Regions from separate parts of the Homo sapiens genome. Here region 2 is linked to region 1. Evidence: read pairs that join two places in POLR2A ChIA-PET (ENCODE). Cell type or tissue: CD4-positive, alpha-beta T cell. All regions are shown on one strand. Each heading gives the region's core, and the rest is flanking DNA. Links, peaks and the distances in the headings are about the cores only.

Region 1 (12,392 bases), core at 2,263-10,262:
GGGAGCAGGCACTTCACATGGCCAAAGCAGGAGTGAGTGAAAGAGAGAGAAAGATAAAGAGAGAGAAAGAGAGAGAGAGCAGGCAGGAGGTGCCACACTTTACAACAACTGAATCTTGGGAGAACTCACTATCACAAAGACAGCACCAAGCCATGAGGAATCTGCCCGTGATCCAAACACCTCCCACCAGGCCCCAGCTCCAGCACTGGGGATTACAATTCAATATGAGTTTTGGGTGAGGAAAGTATCCAAACTATATCATGTGGAAATACCACTGGCCATCCGAATTGAATTATTATAACAGCAGCTTCTAGCACTTCCAGAGAAAACAAGATAGCTGTTCAAAGAGCATCTGAGGGGAGGGAGTGGAGAGGCAGCCGCTCAGGTCAGCATAGACCACAGAGTGCTTTCAGCCCAGGCCAGGCAGCCTGACACCTGCCTTCCAAGTCCAGCCCTAACACTATTTCCCGCTGCTGAGCACTTGGCTAAGTCTCCTTCCTTCTCTGGGCCTTGATTTCTTTGTCTGTAAAATGAGAGCGTATAGCCCGTCCCTGTCACTAGCCAATACAACTGGGGACTGCCAGAGAGGGGGAACTCATGGCTCGCACCCCACCACCCGCCACTCTTTGATTAGGGGTCTCCTCTGGGGTCGCCCCTCCATTCATTCCCTCCACAGTTCGTGAGCAATTGTTCCTAACTTCCAGTGCCACTTACAGAATTGGGTGGCTGGTTGCAGCTCTAGCTACCTGTGCCTGCTGCAAACCTGCCACCTGGTGGACATTGCTGAAGCTGACAATTGAAATTTCTGCAAGCTCCTGAGATAGGTGCTTCTCAAACTTGAATGTTTTCATGAGTTATCTGAGAATGTGGATAAGGATTCGGTGAGTCTGAGGTAGGGTCTGACATTCTACATCTCTAACAGATTTCCAGGTAATGTCTATGCTGCTGAACTCTGCAGGCCACGCTTTGAGGAGCAAAGCCCTAGAAGATGTGGGACCAGGGCAGGAGGGCTGAAGGAAGAGGCAGGGTAGGAAGACGTCCTCGCGCAAGTCTCCTACTGTGAGCCAAGCCCTTGGGCATCAGCAAGCCTGTGAGGTGTTCATCAGCCCGGCAAATTCCCTCATAGCAAAAGCCTAAAATGTCAATGCTTTTAAGTCTCTGGGTTGCAGATTTCACTTAATTTTTGGCCTTTGAGTATCCCTTAGTTTCTGGAAAGCTCATCAGTACCTTTTAAAAAAATGTTTTTACATTTTATTCAGCATGCTCAGTTGTGTTTCACACTCAGCAAGACGAGAATACTCAGAGAATCTAATTGTTCATGCTGCCAGAAGAGATACCCTTGACCAGTGTGGTTTTATATTCCCAAAATCAAGTTGCCCATTTGCTCCCCCTATTCAATCAATAGTTTCATTAATTCATGGAGATGAACAAAGACTCCCTAGAATGAAACGTTTGTTTTTCTCTTAGAGTGTCAAATTAGACAATAATCTTAAAAATTAGGCTTTCTGGCCAGGCATGGTGGCTCACACCTGTAATCCCAGCATTTTGGGAGGCCAAGGCAGGAGGATCACCTGAGGCCAAGAGTTTCAGACCAGCCTGGGAAACATGGTGAGACCCCATCTCTACAAAAAAATTTAAAACTAGCTGGGTGTGACAGCACACACCTGTGGTCCCAGCTACTTGGAAGGCTGGGGCAGGACCACTTGAGCCCAGGAGTTCAAAGCTGCACAGAGTGAGCCTTGATTGCACCACTGCACTCCAGCCTGGGCAACAGAGTGAGACCTCATCTCAAAAAAATTAGGCTTTCTGAGAGAAAAGAGAGTTTTTAAAAATCCAGAATTTCTCTTTTATAGATTAAGAGCAAAATTGGGGGTTATCAGCAGTTTGGGTTTACCTTTATCTTTACTAAAAGGTATAGGCAAGAGAATTCACGATATAATAATTAAGGTTTCCAATGTCCTTAGGGAGAAATGGAGTGCTTTCTTAGCTAGAAGCTTGGTCAGATTGAAGAGGATAATCAGAAAAGATAGAACTAGTGTAAGATTCTATTGATTGGATAGGGAGGAATTTAACACCTTCTCCATCCTGGGCTGGTGCCCAAGCTAGAGGTTGTGGGTGATGTTGAGAAAATAAAACCTCTGATAGAAAGTCCATATTTGTTAAGGGCGAATCCATGAATATTTATGGTTCTTTACTTCTCCAGAATGACCAACATCTTATGGATGCTACAAGCCCAGAAGGACTGGGCCTGCAACAGACCACCAATTCCAAGACACTCTCAGCCCCGATGGCACATGAAAGGGGTCCAGAATTCCTGTCCCCATTAGAAGGATACAGGGGTGGTTGGACATATTATCTGATCATGTTGTCAGCAGGATCACCATGGTGAGTGATGAAGTGACCCCATTACTAAATCTTTCCATTTAATGGGTCAAGGCCATTGAATGGAAAGATTTAGAACAAATGGGAATATTAGCCACATCTTCAGGGGTCCATTGTATCAGCAGTGTCAAAGCAGGCCCAAGCCAGTTGGGCGTTGATGTTTCTGGAGCAACTGGATAGTCATACGGGGGAAGAAATGAACCTTGACCTTTACTTCACACCATTCACAAAACTTCATTTGAAATCAATCATAGACATAAATGCTTAAGCTAGAACTACGGAAAGTCTAGAAGAAAACACAGGAGAAAATCTTTGTGACCTCAGAATAGGCAAAAGTTTCTTAAGATGCAAAAAAGCATGAACCCTAAAGGAAATAAGTGCCAAATTGGACTTCACCAAAGTTTAAAACTTATGCTCTTCGGACAATACCATTAAGAAAATGAATGGGTAAGCAACAGATTGACAGACAATAGTTGCAATGCATATATCTGATAAAGGACTTGTATCCATAATATGTAAAGAACTCTCACAATGCAATAAGAAGGCAGTCCCCGAAAATGTGGGAAAGATTTGAACAGATGCTTCACAAAGGAGTTTCACAAAAGATTTATAGATGTCCAAGAAGCACATGAAAATTGTTCAACGTCATTAGTCACTATGGAAAATCAAATTAAAACCACAATGAGATTTCACCCTACACTCATTGGAATGTCTAAAATTTTAAAGACTGACAATACCAAGTGTTATGGAAGACATGTAGCAACTAGAACTCACATACATTGCTGATGAGAATGTAATATGGTACAATCCTTTGGAAAACAGCTACTGGTTTCTTATAAAGTTAAACATACACTTCCTTGTGACAATAGTTCAAGTCTTGAGTTTTGTATTTTCTTAGATTCTGCATTTGTCTATTTGACATCCGTTAATTTCAGGGCCAAACTAACAACCAAAGTTGTTTACATCTCCTCTGAGATCCAGAGCCTATACTCTGAACCACCTCCTTATCTAACTCACATACCAACCAATATTTCCCTGCCCTAAACCACCCAGGGCCATGTATCGGACAACCAGAGACCACCCTCATAGCCCAGAGCCCACATATTTTTCAATCCTATGCTGTCTACCCACCCCTGCCCTGCCTTTCCCAAGGAAACTGTAATAGAGTCTCTGGCCTAGGCTCTCCCCTCACTCTTGCTTCTGCCTCCTGAAAAAACCTTGGTGCTTCCCCACATGACCCCAGCATGGAATGGTGTGACCTCTCCTCTTGGGAAATGTAAATAATAAAAATCTTCTTTCAAAGGCATTGGCCTCTATGTATTTTCACTCGGTCATCTACATAAATTAAGATGACTCGAATACATCTTGAGACATGAGTGTTTACATAAAAGAAATAAAAATATACATCCATACAAAGACATGTACACAAATGCTCATAGAATCTTTATTCATAATAGCCCCACATTGAAAATAACCCAAATATTCATCAATAAGTCAAAAGATAAACAAATTGAGGTACATCCATACAATGAAATACTACCCAGCAGTAAAAAGGAACAAAATACCCAAAAAATGCTAAGACATAGGATTATCTCAGAAACATTATACTAAGTGAAAGAGGCCAGACACAAAAGAGTACATGGTGTATGATTGGAATTCTAGAAAAGTCATAGCTAATATATGGTGACAAAAATCATACCAGTTGTTGCCTGGAGCCTGGTGAGGTGCGGGGTTGATTGCAAGGGCATGAAGAAGCTTTGGGGAGTGGTGGGAATATTTTATATCTTGATTTTGTGATGGTAGTTACACAAGAGCATACATTTCTTAAGACTCATGGAACTGAATCTTAGAATGGGTACCTTTTTTTGTTTTTTGAAATGGAGTCTAGCTCTGTCACCCAGGCTGGAGTGCAGTGGCGTGATCTCAGCTCACTGCAAGCTCCGCCTCCTGGTTCCATTTTCCTGCCTCAGCCTCCTGAGTAGCTGGGACTACAGGCGCCCGCCACCACGCCCGGCTAATTTTTTGTATCTTTTAGTAGAGACGGGGTTTTACCGCGTTAGCCAGGATGGTCTCCAACTCCTGACGTCATGATCCTCCCCGCTCGGCCTCCCAAAGTGCGGGATTACAGGCGTGAGCCACCGTGCCCGGCCTAGAATGGGTACATTTTATTGTGTGCAAATTATACCTCAGTAAAGTCAATTTTTTTAAAAAAGAAGCAACTTCTTTCTTCAGTTCTCATTCTTATCTGAATTGTTATGTGTAATTTTTTAGCTGACTGAACTAGTAATTTTCTTTAGTTTATACACTGTCCCCACCCTAATTCTCATTTCAAATAGTTCTAAAATGTAGCCAAGTGCAAATAGATATAAAAATGTGGTCAAGTGCAAAATAAGAGACGTAAATATAGCAGAGAAAGAAATATGGGTCAATTTTTGCAGAAAACCCATTACAGTATTTCTAAAAATTAACCAGAAAACTGTTAGCAGTAATATGAGTTCAGAAAAGTTAGAAAATAGAAATAAGTTCCCCAAAATCGATTGTATTCCCACATACCTACATATACATTCCTGTGTTCAACAAGCAACAACACAAACTAAGAACAAAAAAAAAAACAAGGAATACTATTGTATTCATAATAATTACAAATATCAAATAATTGAGAATAATCATAATTCCAGACATGACAGATCAAGTCAAGAATAAAAGTATAAGACTGTTTTCTTTTTGTTTTCATTTATTTTTTTTTTAGAGACAGAATCTTGTTGCGTTGCCCAGCCTGGATGGAGTACAGTGGTACCATCACAGCTCACTGCAACCTTGAACTCCTGAGGCTCAAGCTATCCTCTGGCCTCAGCCTCCCTCAGCTAAGACCACAGGCACACACACCACCATGCCTGGGATAGATAGATAGATAGATAGATAGATAGATAGATAGATAGATGATAGATAGATAGATAGATAGATAGATAGATAGATAGATAGATAGATTTGGTAGAGTTAGGCATATATATATATATATATATATATATATATTTGGTAGAGTTAGGGGTCTTGCTATATTGCCCAGGCTGGTCTCAAACTCCTGACCTCAAGCAATCCTCCCGCATGGACCTTCCCAAGTATGGATTACAGGTGTGAGCCACTGCATCCAATCAAGACTAGTATAAGAGTATAAAGGAAAGCAGGGGGATTGGCTAGGGATTTGGGGAAAGAAATACAATAAAAGTGACCTTTATTCCTAAAGTAGAAGCTCTCAAATTGTAACAAACAAAAGAACTTCTTTAATATGGCCGGGTGTGGTGACTCACACCTGTAATCCTAGCACTTTGGGAGGCCAAGGTGGGCAGATCACTTAAGGTCAGGAGTTCGAGACCAGCCTGCCCAACATGGTGAAACCTCATTTCTACTAAAAAAAAAAAAAAAAAAAAAAAAAAAAATTAGCCAAATGTGATGGTGTATGCCTGTAATCCCGGCTACTCAGGAGGCTGAAGCAGAAAAATCGCTTGAACCCAAGAGGCAGAGGTTGTAGTGAGCAGAGATCACACCACTGCACTCCAGCCTGGGTGACAGAGCAAGACTCTGTCTCAAAAACAAAAACAAAAACAAAAACAAAAAAAACTTATTTAATATACATATTGCTGGGCTTTGTCCCCAAAGATTCAAATTCCACTATGTTTGAAGTAGGGCTGATAGGAAATCTGGCCTTATAAACACAGTTATTTGGTGTTTTAAATTATCCAAAAGACTCTGCTGAACACTGTAAATTGCTAGTGAAGAATAATGGAACAATACAAGGATCTTTTGAAGATCACAATGTCAGATTCTTCCTACCAGATTTGAACTTATATGCGGGGTAACAATTATTGAACTATACACCATTGGATTTTTGTTTTGCAAATCATTCATATTCATGATACCAGAAAAATGAATCCAAACTGTAAGAATTTAATCCATATACATCAGACCAAAATTAATAGCTTAAAGAAGGAATCATGTTTTAATAAATAGTGGAACAGCAACAACATTCAATTGAATGAAGGTTGCCTTTGATCCATAAATCACACCATATACTTCCATAAACTTCAGCTGGATTAAACAACAAATGCTGTTATGATTACAAAAAGCTAAAAAAGAACACAATGACATATTTATACCAGCTGTAGAAGAGAGTGTGATTCATTATTCTGGGAGAGAAAGAAGGTATCAGAATTAAAATAGATATGTTGAAACATACATTATACAAAACTCTGGAATAATATAACCTGATTAAACAAGAATCTAATTTTTCCCCAGTGGAGGTCCGTCACATCCCACAAGTAGTTAATTTGAGTTTCTTTAAAAATATAGCTATTCTAAATAACTTTTAATATGCAAGACAGTGGACATACACGAATGTGTTCTGTTTTTCAATTTTTGACATGCTAGAAGCTACTACCACATTAACATGTGTCCTGTCGAATTGACTCACTTTTGATTAGAACTTGGAATAATTATTTTCCTGCCATCTCTGTGCAATCTTCTTTAAATGTCCTTGATTCGAAAAAAGTGTGGCTCTGCACTTATCTTTTCTCTTTTCTCTGTTTATTACTAGAATAGATTCAGATGTGGAATGATCTTTCTTTAATCCAAGCCTATGCACATAGCTCATGTAAAATTATACAAAGAAGTACAAATATGTGCTGTTCTCAATTAAGTGTTGGGCAAGGCTATGAATCATCTGCTTGGTGCATGTTCTTTTTATGGCATCATAGCCAATTGCACAATAACAAGAGAACATGTCACACAAAAATAATGTGCATTATAAATAGTATGAGGATTAACCACAAATTTTGGTTGCTACTACCTTATAAATAGCATCGAGATTAAACATAAGTCTTGGTTGCTACATCTTTGGTTCTTTTCAATGTGTGATAAGAAATTTGAGCAGCTGTCATATTAGTGAATCAGTTTTTTCAGATTTTTAACATCTAACATTTTTTAAATTAATAAACTTTTTTAGCACACTCTGGTTCACACTTGAGTGGAAAGTACAGTGGGCTCCCACACATCCTCTGTCCTCACATATGCACAACCTCCCCCACTATCAACCAGAGTAGTACATTTGTCTCAATTGGTTAACCTACATCAACACATCATCACCCAAAATCCGTCATTTGCATTGGGGTTTACTCTTGGTGTATACATTACTCTATGGTGTACCCATAGAATACATTCTATGGGTTTTGACAAGTGTATAATGACATGTATCTACCATTGCAGTATCATGCAGATTAGTTTCACTGCCCTAAAAAATCCTCTGTGCTCTGCCTTTCATCCTTCCCTTCCCCCAACCCCAGGCAAACACTAATCATTTTACCGTCTTTATTGTTTTACCTTTTCCAGAATGTCATATATTTGTAATCATAAAGTATGGAGCCTTTTCAGATTGGCTTCTTTCACATAGTAGTATGCATTTAAAGTTCCTTCATGTCTTTTCATGACTTAATAGCTCATTTCTTTTTAGCACTGAATAATATTCCACAGTCTGGATGCACCAAAGTTGTTGTCTTTTTTTCCTCCATTCACCTACTAAAGGACATCTTGGTTGCTTCCAAGTTTTGGCAATTAGGACTAAAGCTGCTATAAATATCCATGTGCAAGTTTTTATGTGGACATAAGTTTTCATGAACCAATATTTAAACAGAAATTTCTCAGTGCTTCATTTTCAGGATACCATCTTAATTTAAATAAAGAGTTGTGTGGGATTGCAAGTTAAGTTATTTCAAAAACGGTGACCCTTGGCAAGGTACTCATCTCTATGAATCAGGATTTTCTCTATAGCAGGCAACAAAAAGAAAATGCGTTAAATAAATCGGAAGCTGGAACATGTGTGACTGCAACAGTCATCCATAATTCCAGAATTCAAGTTTTTATATTTATCAAAATCTTACTCACTGTCTTTGAATTCTCATTCACTGTCTTTGAACTCTCATTCACTGACTTTGAACTACATAATTGCTATAAATTTGAACTTATAAAATAAGTGTAGCAATACAACACAACTTTTTTCTTGTTTATATAGCAGAACTCTAAGATTTTTTTGGGAAAGGAATGATTCTATAGTTAAAAAATAAAAAATAATAGTTTTAAGTTCAAAAATTACTAAAATAAACTGCCAAAGAGAGTAAAGAATGGGGGGGTGGAAATTTTATATTCACAGGCTTACGTCTTTAGAGGGCTTATTGGAGGCTGGCAGGATATTGTACCAGCATCATAGGCTGAGGTCTCAATGCTGAATTTCATAACGTGGGTGTTGGATGCCTAGGAGTAGGGCTTTTCTTCCTCCTCTTAGATCTTACTGTAGGCATCAGTGTGGATGTTAGATATGCCAATTCTGCTCCGAGGCACAGGGACCCTTCGTTCTCCAAGGCCTTACTCCCAGTTATTAAATTAACAGTGAACATGACACACTAGCAATTGGAAAATGTCTCTGGCTGGTAGTTGCTTTCAAGCAACCACTTCTAGAAGGGGTGATCAAATCTTCAATGGACAGTTAGTTGACTCTGCATATCCCCTTCCTGCCGAATGACTAAAACTAAATCTCAGTAAGTTCAGTGGGATCTCAGTTTAGTCAAGGCCTCTCACAAACCCCTCCCCAGCTTTGAGAGGTCTATATAGAGCCAAAGCCAGCAACTGGGACTGGAGAAGAAGACAGGACATGTGGTCCTCAGTCATCATCATCAATCCCTGTTGACATCTGCATTCTCATCTGGTATCCATTTGTACAGATGATTCAAATAACAGATACAGCCTCCTCATTCCAATCTTGAGGTCGCTTCAGGCTCTCAGCTGTCTCCTACCTTGCATCTCTTGAGGGGCAAAAAAACATTTGGCTGCTCTTCTGTGTGGAGCATGAAACAGGACACATTTGCAGCCATTTCTACTCTATACCTACATCGTGTTAAGTGCAGATGAATTTTATGAGGTCTGTCATTTCCTGAGCTCCACACAGCAAGGAGAATCAGATCCCCTCTTATCTCGTAGTCTCAAGCCTTTCTGGGGATTCTATGTCCCACCCCACTGCATCAGAAGAAGGAGACCAGAGACGCCTTCTTTTCCTCCAGTGGCTCTCCTCCTTCCACATCAGAGTGAATCAAATTGCTGGGGACTGAGGGGGTAGGAGGGACTGTGTCTGACTAATCATAGTATTCTTCCATGTCTGTTCTTCATACAAATATTTTATGCTCTCAGCTATAAAATAGACCACGTTCTGATATTTCAAAGGCTTTTTCTCTTTAAAGCCATTGTCTCTGCCTGAAATTTTAAGTGTATGTTTTTTAAAACCAAAAGCTAGGAGTTGTCCTCTTTGACTATTTTTCTACTCTAATGATCATCTCTGAAGATGTGAATGCCTTGCCCTCATGTTTTAGTTCTAATGAAGGAATTACTGGGAACAGAAAATACATTAATATTTCACAAAATTGTCCTACTGTACACATATGAAATCAGATGCCATAAAGTCTTAGTTAACTAACTCAAAATGGACCTCTTCCTTATTAAGCTAGGTCAATTAATCATGATCAAATATGTTCAGGCTAAACAAAGTCAGAAAAAGTATTTCCATTAAAGATTGGCTTTAGAAATTTACTATGCAAAAGTTCTAAAAAACAATACTCCTATTTAATTAAAACTACTTAAACATCTGCCATATTCTTAATTTTAAAAGTTTCTCTTTCTGAAACAGATTCAGGCTCTGCTGCAGGAAGCAATTAAGAAATGAGGATATTTGGCCAGGAATGGTGGCTCACAGCTACAATCCCAGCACTTTGGAAGGCCGAGACAGAAAGATCACTTGAGCCCAGGAGTTCGAGACCAGCCTGGGCAACATAGTGAGACCTCGTCTCTACAAAAAATCAAAAAAATTAGCTGGGCATGGTGGCACACACCTGTTGTCCCAGCTACTCAAGAGGCTGAGGCGAGAGGATCACTTAAACCTGGGAGGTTGAGGCTTCAGTGAACTGTGATCATGCCACTGCACTCCAGCCTGGGTGACAGAGCAAGACCCTGTCTCATTTAAAAAAAAAAAAAAGTTTGTGTGTGTGTGTGTGTGTGTATGTATAAAAGAAATAAGGATAGTCTGTAGTCTCAGACAAAAATATCTGCCCTCATGAAGTAAGGAAACAAATAATAAACAAGCAACACTTTGGGAAAGTAAGTAGTATATTTTATAATATTATATATTAGAACCTATTAATATGGTAGAAGGTAATCATGGCTTTTGAAAATATAAAGTGTGAAAGGGGAGAAGAAGTTCAGAGGTGGGGTTGAGTTTTAATTTTAAGAAGGGCAATTAAGGAAGGCCGTTTGAGTTAAGACCTAAAAAAGAAAAGGGAGAGTGTACAACTATCTGGGAGAAATTAATTCCAAGCAGAAAGAACTCCAAGCACAGAGGTCCTGAGGCAGGAGTTACATGGAGCAGTTAGGGAAAGGCCCTGAGCAAGATTGGCTGGAGGTGATGGCTGGACACGACAGAAACAGTAGGAACTGAAGTCAGAGATAGAAGAAGAGGAGGAAAGGTGCAAGACCTTGAGAACCATGGTTTTTTGGCTCAAAACAAAATCATTGGTGAGTAACATTCTTTAAAATATCGTACTCATCTCTAAGCATTAACCTTTTTTTAGAATGAAAGATAATTACACTACTCTTACAGTGCTTAAAATTGCATATTGGGGCTGGGCATGGTGGCTCATGCCTGTAGTCTCAACAGCTTGAGAGGCCGAGGCGGGAGCATTGCTTGAGTCCAGGAGTTTGAGAACAGAATGGGAAACATAGCAAGACCACATCTCTACAAAAAATAAAATAAAATAATTAGCTGGGCATGATGGCATGCACCTGTAGTTCCAGCTATTCAGGCAGCTGAGGTGGGAGGATCACTGCAGGCCAGGAGTTCAAGGCTGCAGTGCCCCAGGACTGTGCCACTGCTCTCCATCCTGGGCAACAGAAGGACACCCTGTCTCAGGAAAAACATAATTACATTTGTGGTTCACTTTGGGCTCACACGTGTAATTTTAAGTTTTCTGATAGCTACATCTTAAAAAATAAAAAAAATAAGAGTAGATACATGTTATTACACCTTCGTCTAAACCCACAGAATGTACAACACCAAGAGTGAATCCTAATGTGAACTATGGACTTTGGTTGATGATGTGTCAATGTAGGCTCATCAATTGTAACAAATGTACCATTCTGGTGCAGGATGCTGACAGTGGGGGGAGGTTTACATATGTGGGGGCAGGGACTGTCTACCTTCTGTACTTTCCACTCAGTTTTGCTGTCAACTTAAAACGGCTCTAAAAAATAAGGTCTACTTTGCCTCAACCTCCTGCCTCAACCTCCTGAGTAGCTGGGACTATAGGCACGCGCCACCACACCTGGCTAATTTTTGTATTTTTAGTAGATACAGGGTTTCACCATGTTGGCCAGGCTAGTCTTGAACTCCTGACCTCATGATCCACCCACCTTGGCCTTCCAAAGTGCTGGGATTACAGGCATGAGCCACCGCGCCCAGCCCCTGTCAAGAGTTTTAATGCTTTCCAGCAGCCACACATCAAATGATTGCCATCAGGATTAGACAACTTGAAGAACTTACCCCAACTGCCAAAGCCTACATGTGATTCTACATCCCAATGTAACTACTTATTTTTTTTTTTCTTTTAATTGAGATGGGGGTCTGACAACGTTGCCTGGGCTGGCCTCAAACTCCTGGGCTGAAGTTATCCTCCCACCTTGGCCTCCCAAAGTGCTGGAATTACAGGCATGAGCAACTGCGCCCAGCCGCAACTGTTAATAATGATAGCATCATGACTCTTTGGCCCAGTGACTGTGTCAATAGTGGTACTATTACTCTCAGAGGGGAATTGTTAAAATAAATTAAAATGAAGACCAGGTCTGCAGAATTCCTGAGCAGATAGTCAATTTAGTCCTCATAAGTGACCTTAAACTTACTTGAGTTAATCTGAGCTATTTCTTGT
Region 2 (12,392 bases), core at 4,361-12,360, 990 kb before region 1:
GGATTCTCTGGAGGGAAGGGAGCTCCCAGGCATCAGCAAATTGTTCTATTGGTTTGAGTCATAAGGATAGCTCAAGCTAGTACCAAGCACCAAAAGGAGATTTGTCAAAGATCAGGGGCACTTCCACTCAGAATCCCTTCGTGGTTACCAAACTGTGAACCCAAAATATCTGAGTCAGGTCTCAATCAATTTTTCTAGTTTATTTTGCCAAAGTTAAGGACACACCCATAACACAGCCTCAGAAAGACTTGATGACATGTACCCAAGGCAGTTGGGGTACAGCTTGATTTTATACATTTTAGGGAGACACGAGACATCAATCAATATGTGTAAGATGTACATTGGTTCAGTCTGGAAAGCCAGGACAACTTGAAGTTGGGGGAGCAGGGGCTTCCAGGTCATAGGTAGATAAGAAACAAAAGATTTCATTATTTTGAATCCTTGATCAGCCTTTCACTGAATACACAATTTAGTCTGGCTCAGTGAATCTGCATTTTTACATAAACAATAGGGCTGAGGAAGCAATCAGATATGCATTTGTCTCAGAGGGATGACTTCCTGTCCCACACCTGTGAAAAGAAGCTATCAGTTTACATTGCCCGGGTGAAATTCAACAGAACTGTTTTAGAGTAAAGATCTTGAGGCCCACAAAAAATTGCTGTGGGAAAATTGTGAGGGAGGTATGTAGCTTTTTTTTTTTTTTTTAATCTTTGTAGCTATCTTCTTTACAAACAAAATGAGAGGCAGGTTTTCCTGACACAGTTCCTAGCTTGACTTTCCCCTTGGATTAGTGATTTTGAGGTCTGACATTTATTTACCTTTCACAGATCTAAAGGTGGAATTTATAATTTAAAGGGATGCAGATATAAAAATTTGAAAAATTTGTAGTCTGGCCATGTAATAGAAAAGGAAAAAGCATTTTCAGGAGAGGAATCCAAGGGTGCTGTGGAGCAACCATTTGCAAGAGAGATGACTTGCAAGAGAGCATGACTAAAAGTTAATCATGCTGATAGTTAAGGCAATGGGGAAAAGTCCCCAAAGGCACTTCAGAAGATAGGTAGTCTCTCCCATCACAAGCTAAGAGGTCCAGGAGGACAGAATGGTTTTTGGAGGACAGGCTCAGGGCTCTGTGCCCTGTGCTGCCTAGAGATGCTGCTCCCACATCCCAGCCACTCTGGCTCCAGCCACAGCTCAAAGAACCTCAGGTGCCACTCAGGATGCTGCTCTGGAGTGCACAAGCCATAAGTCTTATCAGCTATCACATGTTGTTAAGTCTGCAGGCACCCAGAATGCAAGAGTGGTGGAGAACTCTTGGTGGCTTCCACCTAGATTTCAGAGGATGCATCAGAAAGCCTAGGTGTCCAGGCAGAAGCCTGCTGAAGGGGCAGAGCTACCACAGAGAGCCTCTGCTAAGGTAATGACAATCAGGAATGTGAGATTGCAGCCCCCATAGAGACCTGTATTAGAGCAATGCCCAGTGGAGCTGTGGAAGCAGGGCCATTGTCCTCCAGACCCCAGAATTATAGAGCCACTGGCAGTGTGCAACCTCAGCCTGGAAAAGCTGTAGGCATTCAACCTAACCCATGAGAACAGCCACATGGACTGAGCAAAGCCATGGGAGTGAGGCTGCCTGAGGCCTTTGAGGTCCATCCCTCACACCAGTGTGCCTAGGATGCAGATCATGAAGTCAAAGGAGATTGTTTTGGAACTTTAAGATTTAATGTCTGCTCTGCTGGGTTCTGGATTTGCATAAGGTCCATTACACACACACACCTATATATATAGGTGCAGTAGCACGATCATAGTTCATTCTGTCTCCCAGGCTGGAGTCCAGTGGCACCATTATAGCTTACTACATCATCAAATTCCTGAGCTCAAGCAATCCTCCCACCTCATTCTCCTAAGTAGCTGAGACTACAGGCGCACACCACCACACCCAGCTAATTTTTAAAATGTTTGTAGAGACCTGTCTCATTATGTTGCCCAGGCATGTCTCCAACTCCTTGCCTCAAGCGATCCTCCCACCTCAGCCTCCCAAAGTGTTGTGATTACAGTTGTTCAGCCACTATGCCTGGGCCTGTTACGCCTTTCTTGGGCCAATTTCTCCCTTTTGGAATGGGAACATGTTTACCCAGTGCCTGTACAACCATTATATCTTGTATGTAAATAACTTGATTTTTATTTTAAAGGCTCATAGCTTTAAGGAACTTGACTTAAGTCTCAGGTGAGACTTTGGACTTATAAGTTGATGCTAGAACAAGTTAAGACTTTTGGAGACTATTGGGATGGAATGATTATATTTTGTATGGAAGGACATGAGATTTGGAAGGCCAGGGGCAGCATGCTTCTTTGTCCCAAACATCCAAATCTGTCGCTGTTTGTGATCCTCAATTGATTTTTAGTCAGCAGTCCTTTACTGGAACATCCTTTACCCAAACCTCATGTTGAAATTTGATCCCCAGTGTTGGAGGTGGGGCTTAATGGTAACTGTTTGGATCCTGGAGGCAGATCCTTCACCAATGGCTTGGTGCCATCCTTGAAGTAACACAACTTACTCTATTAGTTCAGTGAGAGCTGGTTATTAAAAAGAGCTTGGCACCTCACTTCCCCCGTTGCTTCCTCTCTCACCATGTGATCTCTGCACATGCCAGCTCCACTTCATCTTCCACCACAGTGGAAGCAGCCTGAAGCTTTCACCAGAAGCAGATGCTGCAGAACCATGAGCCAAATAAACCTCTTTTCCTTATAAATACCCAGCCTCAGGTATTCCTTATAGCAACACTAAATAAACTAAGGCAGACATTCATTATAAATAAATTAATATGATCCTTCCTTCCTTCCTCTCTCTTTTTTTCTTTGACAGGGTCTTGCTATGTCACCTCCCACCTCAGCCCCCTGAGTAGCTGAACTACAGGCACACACTACCACACCTGGATAATCTTTTAATTTTTTTTGTAGATACAGGGTCTCACTATGTTGCCCAGGCTGGTAACAAACTCCTGGCCTCAAGCAATCCTCTGCCTGAGCCTCTCAGAGTGCTGGGACTATAGGTGTGAGCCACTGCTCCCAGCCAATAATATAATTTTTTTTTTTTTTTTTTGAGACGGAGTCTTGCTCTGTCGCTCAGGCTGGAGTGTAATGGCACAGTCTTGGCTCACTGCAACTTCCACTTCCCAGGTTCAAGCAATTCTCCTGACTCAGCCTCCCGAGTAGCTGGGATTACAGGCACCCACAACCGCACCCAGCTAATTTTTGTATTTTTAGTAGAGATGGGATTTCACCATCCTGGCCAGACTGGTCTTGAACTCATGACCTCATGATCCATCCACCTTGGCCTCCCAAAATGCTGGGATTACAGGTGTGAGCCACCACACCTGGCCCAGCCAGTAATATACTTTCTACATTGAATTAATAAACATCTGTGCTCTTTCCCTAAAATTCATTTTTTTTTACCTGACAGATGGTGCAGACAAACCTGTATTTTTAAAGTGCATTAAAATATTTTCTATTTTTTCTTCTTTGAAAATCTCTCCCATGATTTGAGGAAGAAAAAAAAAAAAACCTCAAAGTTTTCCTGTATGTGATCTTCAATTGATTTTGAGTCAGTAGTCCTTTACTGAAAAGAGCAAAGAATCTCACTCTAACAGATACATGTATGCTCTGTCCAGTAACATTTTATCCCCTGGGTACAGAGCTTACTTAGACTCTAACATTTTAGCAGTGCTCTCCAGATTAGCTCAACTACAAAGGAAACATTTGACCCACAGACACCTGAGAAGGGAAGGTGACTGAGGAATGGGTGTTGAGGGACTCTGCTCTCCTGCAAATATTCTGAACTATCTTCAGGATCCAAGATCCTATCTTAGGATCCACTTAAGACCTGCACGCATGAAGTCATTGTACCATGGAGCACATCCTTACAGGGCTGCCCCAAAAATATGCCCAACATAGAAACTAAAACTTTGCTGGTTATCAGCATCACTGAGGAATAGTATTTAGACTTGACAAAGTAGAGGAGCTGAATCTAAGAACTGTACTTAAAGCCAAGCACCCAAAAGGGCTATATCACCTGTTGATGAGGTGAAGAGAAAAATCTGCATACTGGTAACGTGAACCAACAAGAAAACCAGTCTGTCCCTGGTAATAGTAAGAATAGGGAGGAGAGAAACATTTGAGAAATAGACAAAAATGGCAAAATGGGGTGGAAAGGACTAATAACATTAATCATTTTCCCTAATCATTTATAATCATAGCCCTAGTCTCATGCAGTTCCAGCATTTGAATGTACACCATACTCAGAGTCTGATAAACCCCAATTCAAGAAATAAGTAGAAATACAGTCCTAGGTTGATAGTGTTCCCAGCTGGGCACAGTGGCCCACGCCTGTAATCCCTATACTTCGGGAGGCCGAGGTGGGCAGATCACTTGAGGTCAGGAATTCGAGACCAGCTTGGGCAACAGAGTGAAACGCTGTCTCTACTAAAAATACAAAAATTAGCTGGATGTGGTGGCAGGCACCTGTAATCCCAGCAACTCAGGAGGCTGAGGCAGGAGAATTGCTTGAACTCAGGAGGCAGAGGCTGCAGTGAGCCGAGATAGCACCACCGCACTCTAGCCTGGGAGACAGAGGGAGACTCTGTCTCAAAAAATAAAAATTAAAAATAAATAAATAAATAAATAAATAAAAGATAGTGTTCCCTAGCACGCAGAAGAAACCAAGACAAATCATCTCAACCCAGACCTCTCAGGATTCCCAAAGTTGAAGTTTAACCAAATATGAATTCCTAATAAAATATCAAACATACAAGGAAACAGACAACCATGAGCAGAGTCAAGAGAGACTACAAACTGAAATGTAAGACATACACAGACTGCAGATATTAAAATTAAAAAAATAGTATATGAAGTAAATACGTTTAAAGTGTTTTAACTGAAAGGCAGAGATAAGCAGTATGTAAAGCAGAAAGAAGGGACATTTAGGTCAACCTGGACCTTCAGGGTAAGTTCCCTGAGGATATGATGCTTGAGTTGGGCTAGAAGGACAATTAAGAATTAGTCAAGATAGGCCGGGTGCGGTGACTCACACCTGTAATCCCAGCACTTTGGGAGGCTGAGGTGGGCGGATCACAAAGTCAGGAGATCGAGACCAGCCTGGCTAACATGGTGAAACCCCGTCTCTATTAAAAATACAAAAAAAAATTAGCCGGGCGTGGTGATGGGCGCCTGTCGTCCCAGCTACTTGGGAGACTGAGTCAGGAGAATGGCGTGAACCCGGGAGGCGGAGCTTGCAGTGATCGCACCACTGCATTCCAGGTCAGGCAACAGAGTGAGACTCCATCTCAAAAAAAATAAAAATAAAAATAATTAGTCAAGATATAATGCCATCAGGATATGAAGGAAAAAAAAGAATTAGGTGGAAAAAAGTGGTAGGGCATTCCATACCAAGAAATCAAAATCATAAGCAAAGACATGGACACACTGAACAGCATGGGGGACTCAGGGAAAACTTCAAGTGTCCTCTGTTACTAGAGTAATAAATGCAGAGCAGGAAAGAGCAAGAGAAGCTGAAGAAGTAGCATATCAGGAGATAGAGGGCTTTGTATACCATACGTAGGAAGTATGGCCTCACTGAAGGACTTTAAGGAGGGGAATAACATGATCAGTTTTGTTTTATGTAGACTGCTTTGTTAGTAGTGAGGGAAAAGGATTTAAGATGGGCAAAGCTGGAGGAACAGAGATCAGCTAGGATCAGCTACAGATCAACTGCTGCACAGGTTACAGGAGAAATGATGAGCGTCTGAACTACCAGGGTGTCTGTAAGGGTGGGAGGAGAGGCAGATTTGAGAAACTGCAGCTAAAATTAGCAAAAGCTGGTGATTACTTTTGGGAAGGATGAAGGGGAAGCAGCATAGAATGGCTCCTGTGTTTCTTGCTTGGGTGACTAGGTGATATTAATTGATTTGGGGAATACAACAGGAAGACCACATTGGGACAGATGATAATGCCCTAAATAATGAAGATGTTAGGTCTGAGTACTTATGGCGAATCAAGCTTGGAGATGCTTATCAAGCAACTGGATTTATGAGATTGAAGCTCATATGAGAAGTCAATGCTGAAATAATTAACTACAAAAGTGGCTAATTCACCTAAGGAGAGACAGAAGCACAATGATCCAAGTGTGGAATTCAGGGTTAGGAAATAATCTGAAATTCATGACAAGTTTTATAGGTTTTTAAAAAATGCTCATAAGCAAAATATAATTATGTATAGATATTAAGCAAGTCTTACAGTATCAAAAATTGGAAACCATCTAAAAGTAAAAAAAAATAGAATGGTTAATTATTACAGTATATCCACTTTGGAAAAATATCATAGTCATTAAAAATGATGTTTAGGCCAGGCGCCAGTGGCTCACACCTGTAATCCCAGCACTTAGGGAGGCCGAGGTGTGCTGATTGCTTGAGCCCAGGAGTTTGAGACCAGCCTGGCTAACATGGAAAACCCCGTCTCTACTAAAAATATAAAAATTAGGCTGGGTGCGGTGACTCAAGCCTGTAATCCCAGCACTTTGGGAGGCCAAAGCAGTTGGATCACCTGAGGTCAGGAGTTCGAGACCAGCCTGCACAATATGGCAAAACCCCGTCTCTACTAAAAATACAAAAATTAGCCGGGCATTGTGGCGGACACCTGTAATCCCAGCTACTTGGGAGGCAGAGACAGGAAAGTTGTTTGAACCCAGGAGGCAGAGGTTGCAGTGAGCTGAGATCATGCCACTGCACTCCAGCCTGGGTGACAAGAGCAAGACTCCATCTAAAAAACAAACAAAGAAAAAAATTATCCAGGCTTGGTGGTGCATGCCTGTAATACCAGCTACTCAGGAGGCTGAGGCAGGAGAATTGCTTGAACCTGGGAGGCGAAGGTTGCAGTGAGCCAGAATTGAGCCATTGCACTCCGCCCTGGGCAACAGAGCAAGACTCTGCCTCAAAAAAAAAAAAAAAAAAAATGGTTAGGAAGTTTACAGAGTGTAGAAAAGGTTTATAATAAAATGTTAACTGCTTTCCTACCTTTAAAAAACACTACGGGCTGGCCTCCCAACACTTTGGGAGGCTGAGGCAGGTGGATCACGAGGTCAAGAGTTTGAGACCAGCCTGGCCAAGATGGTGAAACCTCATCTCTACTAAAAATACAAAAATTAGCCAGGTGTTGCCAGGCACGGTGGCTCATGCCTGTAATCCCAGCACTTTGGGAGGCCGAGGCGGGCAGATCATGAGGTCGGGAGTTCAAGACCAGCCTGACCAACATGATGAAACCCCGTCTCTACTAAAAATACAAAAATTAGCCGGGTGTGGTGATGCACGCCTGTAATCCCAGCTACTCAGGAGGCTGAGGCAGGAGAATCGCTTGAACCAGGGAGGCGGAGGTTGCAGTAAGCTGAGATCGTGCTACTGCACAGCAGCAAAAAAAAAAAAAAAAAAAAAATTAGCCATGCAAGGTGGTGGGCGCCTGTAATCCCAGCTACTTGGGAGGCTGAAGCAGGAGAATCGCTTGAACCCTGGCGACGGAGGTTGCAGTGAGCCAAGATCGCGCCACTGCACTCCAGCCTTGGCGACAGAGCAAGACTCTGTCCCAAAAATAAAATAAAATAAAATAAAATAAACACTACATATGATTTAAACAATATAAAAATATGAGTAACAAAGTCCGAGCACAGTGGCTCACGTCTGTAATCCCAACACTGTGGGAGGCTGAGGCGGGCAGATCATAAGGTCAGGAGTTCGAGACCAGCCTGGCCAATATGGTGAAACCCCATCTCTACTAAAAATACAAAAAAACTAGCCAGGCGTGATGGCGCGCCCAGCTATTAGGGAGGCCGCAGCAGGAGAATCACTTGAACGCGGGAGGCAGAGGTTGCAGTGAGCCGAGATTGCACCATTGCACTCCATCCTGGGCAATAGAGAGACTCCGTCTTTAAAAAAAAAAAAAAAAAAAAAAAAAAGAGTAACAAGGTCTGGAAATAAATACATCAAATTGCTATAGAAACAGCAAATATAGAAACTTGAGGTTGATGAAATTCTTCCTTCTACCTTTCCACATTTTCCAAATTCACTATATAATATTATAATAACGGAGAAAACTTTAAAACAAACAACATTTCCTATCACCTCTATCAGGACATAGCTAGAGTTCCTATCAAACACAGGACCTGACATACAGGAGCCCCTCACAAAACGCAGTCATGTGCCAATACCTAGATGTGAAGGCAGCTGCTGTAGAGGCTCCTGCCTTCTAGAAGCCTGCAGTCTCTCCTGTCTGCCAGAAGCCTCACCATGGCTCGGCCTCCGAGATGCCATCCTGGGCCGGCAGGGCAGGTTCAGCTTCTGCCCCTCGGGACTCGATCTCACCTCTGGCCGCTGACACTCTGACCCATGCGACTTTTCGGGGCTCCTACTTCCCATTCCCACCAGCCCACCAGGGGCACTGCGGCCTCACAACTCCCTCATCCCCTGGGAAACAATTCCCCCAGGACCGTGGGCATTATCCCTCCAGCGGACGTCGGCCCCACAAGCCCCTCACGGAAGGGCGGCTCCGTGAGATCTCACTGTACTGACCAGTCCTGCCACTGCCAGGACGCTGGGCCTCTCAGACACTCGATGAGACCGGTCCAACTCCAGGTGGCAACTGGAGCTGGGTTGCTGCCGGGCCCTTAACACTACATCCCTACGGAGAGGGCGGAACAGGAGAGAGGAATAGCAGAAGGGAAAGGCAGAGGGGAGGGTGGCGAGGAAGAACCCGCGAGTTCCGATGGAGGCTGTGGCTGCGCGTCGATGCTCCACCAGGACGCTGGAGAGGCGGCGCGGGTCCCACAAGCCCGAAAGCCCGGGAGGTGGGGCGGGTCCTGCAGCGGAAATGCCTCTTGGGCGCTCCGCCCGAATCTCGGTTGTGAGCTTAAATGCTCAGCTCTCATATCAAGGAAGCTAAGGCGCCTTCAGCCTCCTGAGGAGATACCCGGGGAGGCCGCTGCTAGGAAGCCTGAGAGCGCCCACTGACGGCCCTGCCCCAAGATAGGCTCCGTCCCTGAGCAGACTGGGCTGGGCCTCTCCAAAACCACGCTCACAGTTTGTTCATTCACTGCTGAGTCCTAACCAGATACTAAGCGCCAGTTGCTGACGTTAGAGCAGTAAACTGGGTACCAGGTTCCTGCCGTCTGAAAGGACATATTTAAGCCACAAGTTACAACGTAGTGTGGAAAGCGCTGTGTGGGGGTTGGGGAAGCAGTGATAAGGGCACTCATCCCGGCTTGGGAGTCAAGGGAGGTCTCCAGTGGGGCACCAGCCACAGTAGCAGGACAGAAGCAGATCGGATGTAATGGTTTTTAATGATAAAAAGTTACCATCTGATGTCTTCTGGTTCCTCTGAGACCTGCTGGCTGCTGGGGGTGGAGGGGAAAAGAAGTTGAGGAGGCCGTGATCTTGGACTTCCCAGCCTCCAGAATTATGAGAAATAAATGCTTGTTGTTTAAGCCAGAAAAAAAAAAAAAAGAAAGAAGAAAAAAGATTAAATGAGATAATAAATGTTAGAGTATAAATGTGTTCCACATCACTGAGGAGCAAAAAAAAAAACAACACATTATTTAATTTTTCTAAATTAAATTAACTCGGGCTCAAAACCCCATTTACTAGGGTGGAAAGACAACCAACATCAACCATTTATTGGGGCCCATTTCCCTCTTTAGCATGTTGTACATTGACAAAAAAAAAAAAAACTTAGAAAAGAGCCTCTGGGCCAGGTGTAGTGGCTCAGGCCTGTAATCCCTGAACTTTGGGAGGCTGAGGCGGGAGGATCACTTGAGCCCAGGAGTTGGAGACCAGCCTGGGCAACATAGAAAGACCCCATTTCTAAAAAATACAAAAATAAAATAAAGAAAGAGAGAAAAAAAAAAAGAGACTCTGGTCTTCAGTCTGTCATGGTTGCTCCTGGGATGACCATTGTCTAAATCCATATGGTCCATTCAAAGGCAGGCAGATTCATAGCATCTCTGCCAAGTATGCACACCAGATCTCTGCAGCTCCCAAGACAGAGTGCTAGATGCTTAGTTCCAAAGCCATTAAATCAGCACTCCCTATCAGAAGTCATGGCCAGGCATGGTGTCCTCACGCCTATAATCCCAGCACTCTGGGAGGCTGAGGTGGGCGGATCACCTGAGGTCAGAAGTTCGAGACCAGCCTGGACAACATGGTGAAATGCCATCTCTAATAAAAATACAAAAATTAGCCAGGCATGTTGGCAGGCACCTGTAATCCCAGATACTTGGGAGGCTGAAGCAGGAGAATCGCTTGAACCTGGTGGGTGAAGTTTGCAATGAGCTGAGATTGCCCCACTGTTCTACAACTTTATCCAGGTTCTGTGTGGAGGGGAATTTAATTTAGCTGGGTGGTTTTTTTTTTTTGGTTTGGAAACACAAAGCCACTAACAATCCCATGAGACAGGACAGGTGTGGTGGCTCATGCTTGTAATCTCAACACTGGGAGGCCAAGGCAGGTGGATCGATTAAGCCCAGGAGTTCGAGACCAGCCTGGGCAACATTGCAAAACACTGTCTCTACAAAAAAATACAAAAATTAGCCAGGTGTGGTGTGTGTGTGCCTGCAGTCCCAGCTACTTGGGAGGCTGAGATGGGAGAATCACTTGAGCCTGGGGGGTCAAGCATGCAGTGGGCTGAGATCATGCCACTGCATTCCACCCTGGGTGACAAAGTGAGACCCTGTCCCAAAAAAACAAACAAGCAATCACATGAGACAAGAAATCCAGTATTCCTGGAAGAAAATTAAGCCAAGTTATCTTTTTATCCTACTAGTCATCCCATCTGGCAAGGAGTAGGAGACAGAAACTGGTAAATTATCTTGCCATAATGTAAATAAACAAGCACAGAATAAGTGTTGAGTATTACCTTCTCTGTCTTCCATCAGGACTCAATTTACCTTCTTCAACTAGTGGTTGCAAATTCAAATACCACGCAGATAATATAAATTAGTAAAAATAAACAAGTGGAAGAAAACAAAATCATAGGCACAATGATCAACAGCAACGAGCCCTTAGTCTTGGCAATAAACTTTTTTTTTTTTTTTCTTTAAGAGACATGATTTCACTCTGTTGCCCTGACTGGAGTGCAGTGGCATGATCATAGCTCACTGCAGCCTTGAACTCCTGGTCTCAAGCAATCCTCTTGCCTTGGCCTTCCAAAGTGCTGGGATTACAGGTGTGAGTAGTCACCATACCCAGTCTTGGCATTTACTCTAAGAACAGGGTGAGAACTGCAGTGAACTGGAGAGCACAAGTTCATTCCAAAGGGAGCAATTGCTACTTAGCTCCAAATAGCCTTTACTTTGTGGGAATATAAGTCCAGTGTTGCCAGATTTTAAGTTGGAAATATTATGTACGATCTACTGATTTACAATATTGGCTACTCATTAAAGTTTTTTTTTAAAAAAAAACACCGTTGGCTGCCGGGCGCGGTGGCTCACACCTGTAATCACAGCACTTTGGGAGGCTGAGGCAGGCAGATCACGAGGTCAGGAGATTGAGACCATCCTGGCTAACACAGTGAAACCCCGTCTCTACTAAAAATACAAAAAATCAGCCAGGTGCGGTGGCAGGCACCTGTAGTCCCAGCTACTCAGGAGGCTGAGGCAGGAAAATGGCATGAACCCAGGAGGCGGAGCTTGCAGTGAGCCAAGATCGCGCCACTGCACTCCAGCCTGGGCAATAGAGCGAGACTCCATCTCAAAAAAAACAAAACAAAACAAAAAAAACCACCGTTGGTCACAGTTAAAAAGCACTGTCTGGGCCAAATGTTACACATAAGTAGGTCATCTTTATGCCCTTCAATGGTTTCAGCTGCTACATATATGCTGCTAGAGGTCAAATCTACATCCCCCCCATAGACTGCTCTCCCAAGCTTCAGATCCATGTATCTGTCCCTTGCCTAGCTTTACCTTGAGGTGACACCAGAACCTCAAATTCAAATATCTAAAATGGAACCCATCACCGCCCCCCAACCACCATAACTTGGTTCCCAGGTCTTTGTTTCTTATCTCAGTGAAATTGCACCAACAAACATCCAGTTTCCCAAGTCAGAAATCTTGGAGTCACCCTCAATTTCCTCTCTCCCCCAACCTATCCTATTGGTAAACAAGTCTAATCAATTTTATCTCTGGAGTTCTACTTGAATCCATATTTCCCATGCCCACCATCACTGACATGGTTCAGGCCTCACTTTAGTTTTTATTTAACTAAAGCAAGACTCACCTAACCTCTTGCCTTTTGTGTCTTTACCCTCACTAGAATGTTATTTCCGAGACACAAACTTCATCTTGTCACTTCCCTGTTTAAAAC

What was found. ChIA-PET counts read pairs that join two places held together with the same protein. Peaks named below come from ENCODE experiments on the same cell type or tissue, not always from the same donor. Only the 100,000 strongest peaks of a DNase experiment are listed, where the experiment ranks them.
Region 2: POLR2A ChIA-PET joins it to region 1 with 5 read pairs; 1 of 35 experiments calls an interaction of 5 or more read pairs at or near these places.

What each region holds. Positions count from the first base shown.
Region 1 is chr9:36,022,851-36,035,242 of GRCh38, forward strand. No RefSeq gene overlaps it. Among named protein-coding and RNA genes, the nearest start is that of RECK, 7.9 kb to the right of the region's middle. In CD4-positive, alpha-beta T cell, for the core only: no CTCF peak of the experiment used is centred there; a DNase peak (open chromatin) is centred at 7,111.
Region 2 is chr9:35,027,500-35,039,891 of GRCh38, forward strand. LOC105376025 (a long non-coding RNA gene) reads right to left here and starts at 20. Exons shown (of 4, transcript XR_929579.3): 1 at 1-20. In CD4-positive, alpha-beta T cell, for the core only: no CTCF peak of the experiment used is centred there; a DNase peak (open chromatin) is centred at 8,962; H3K4me3 peaks cover 953 bases.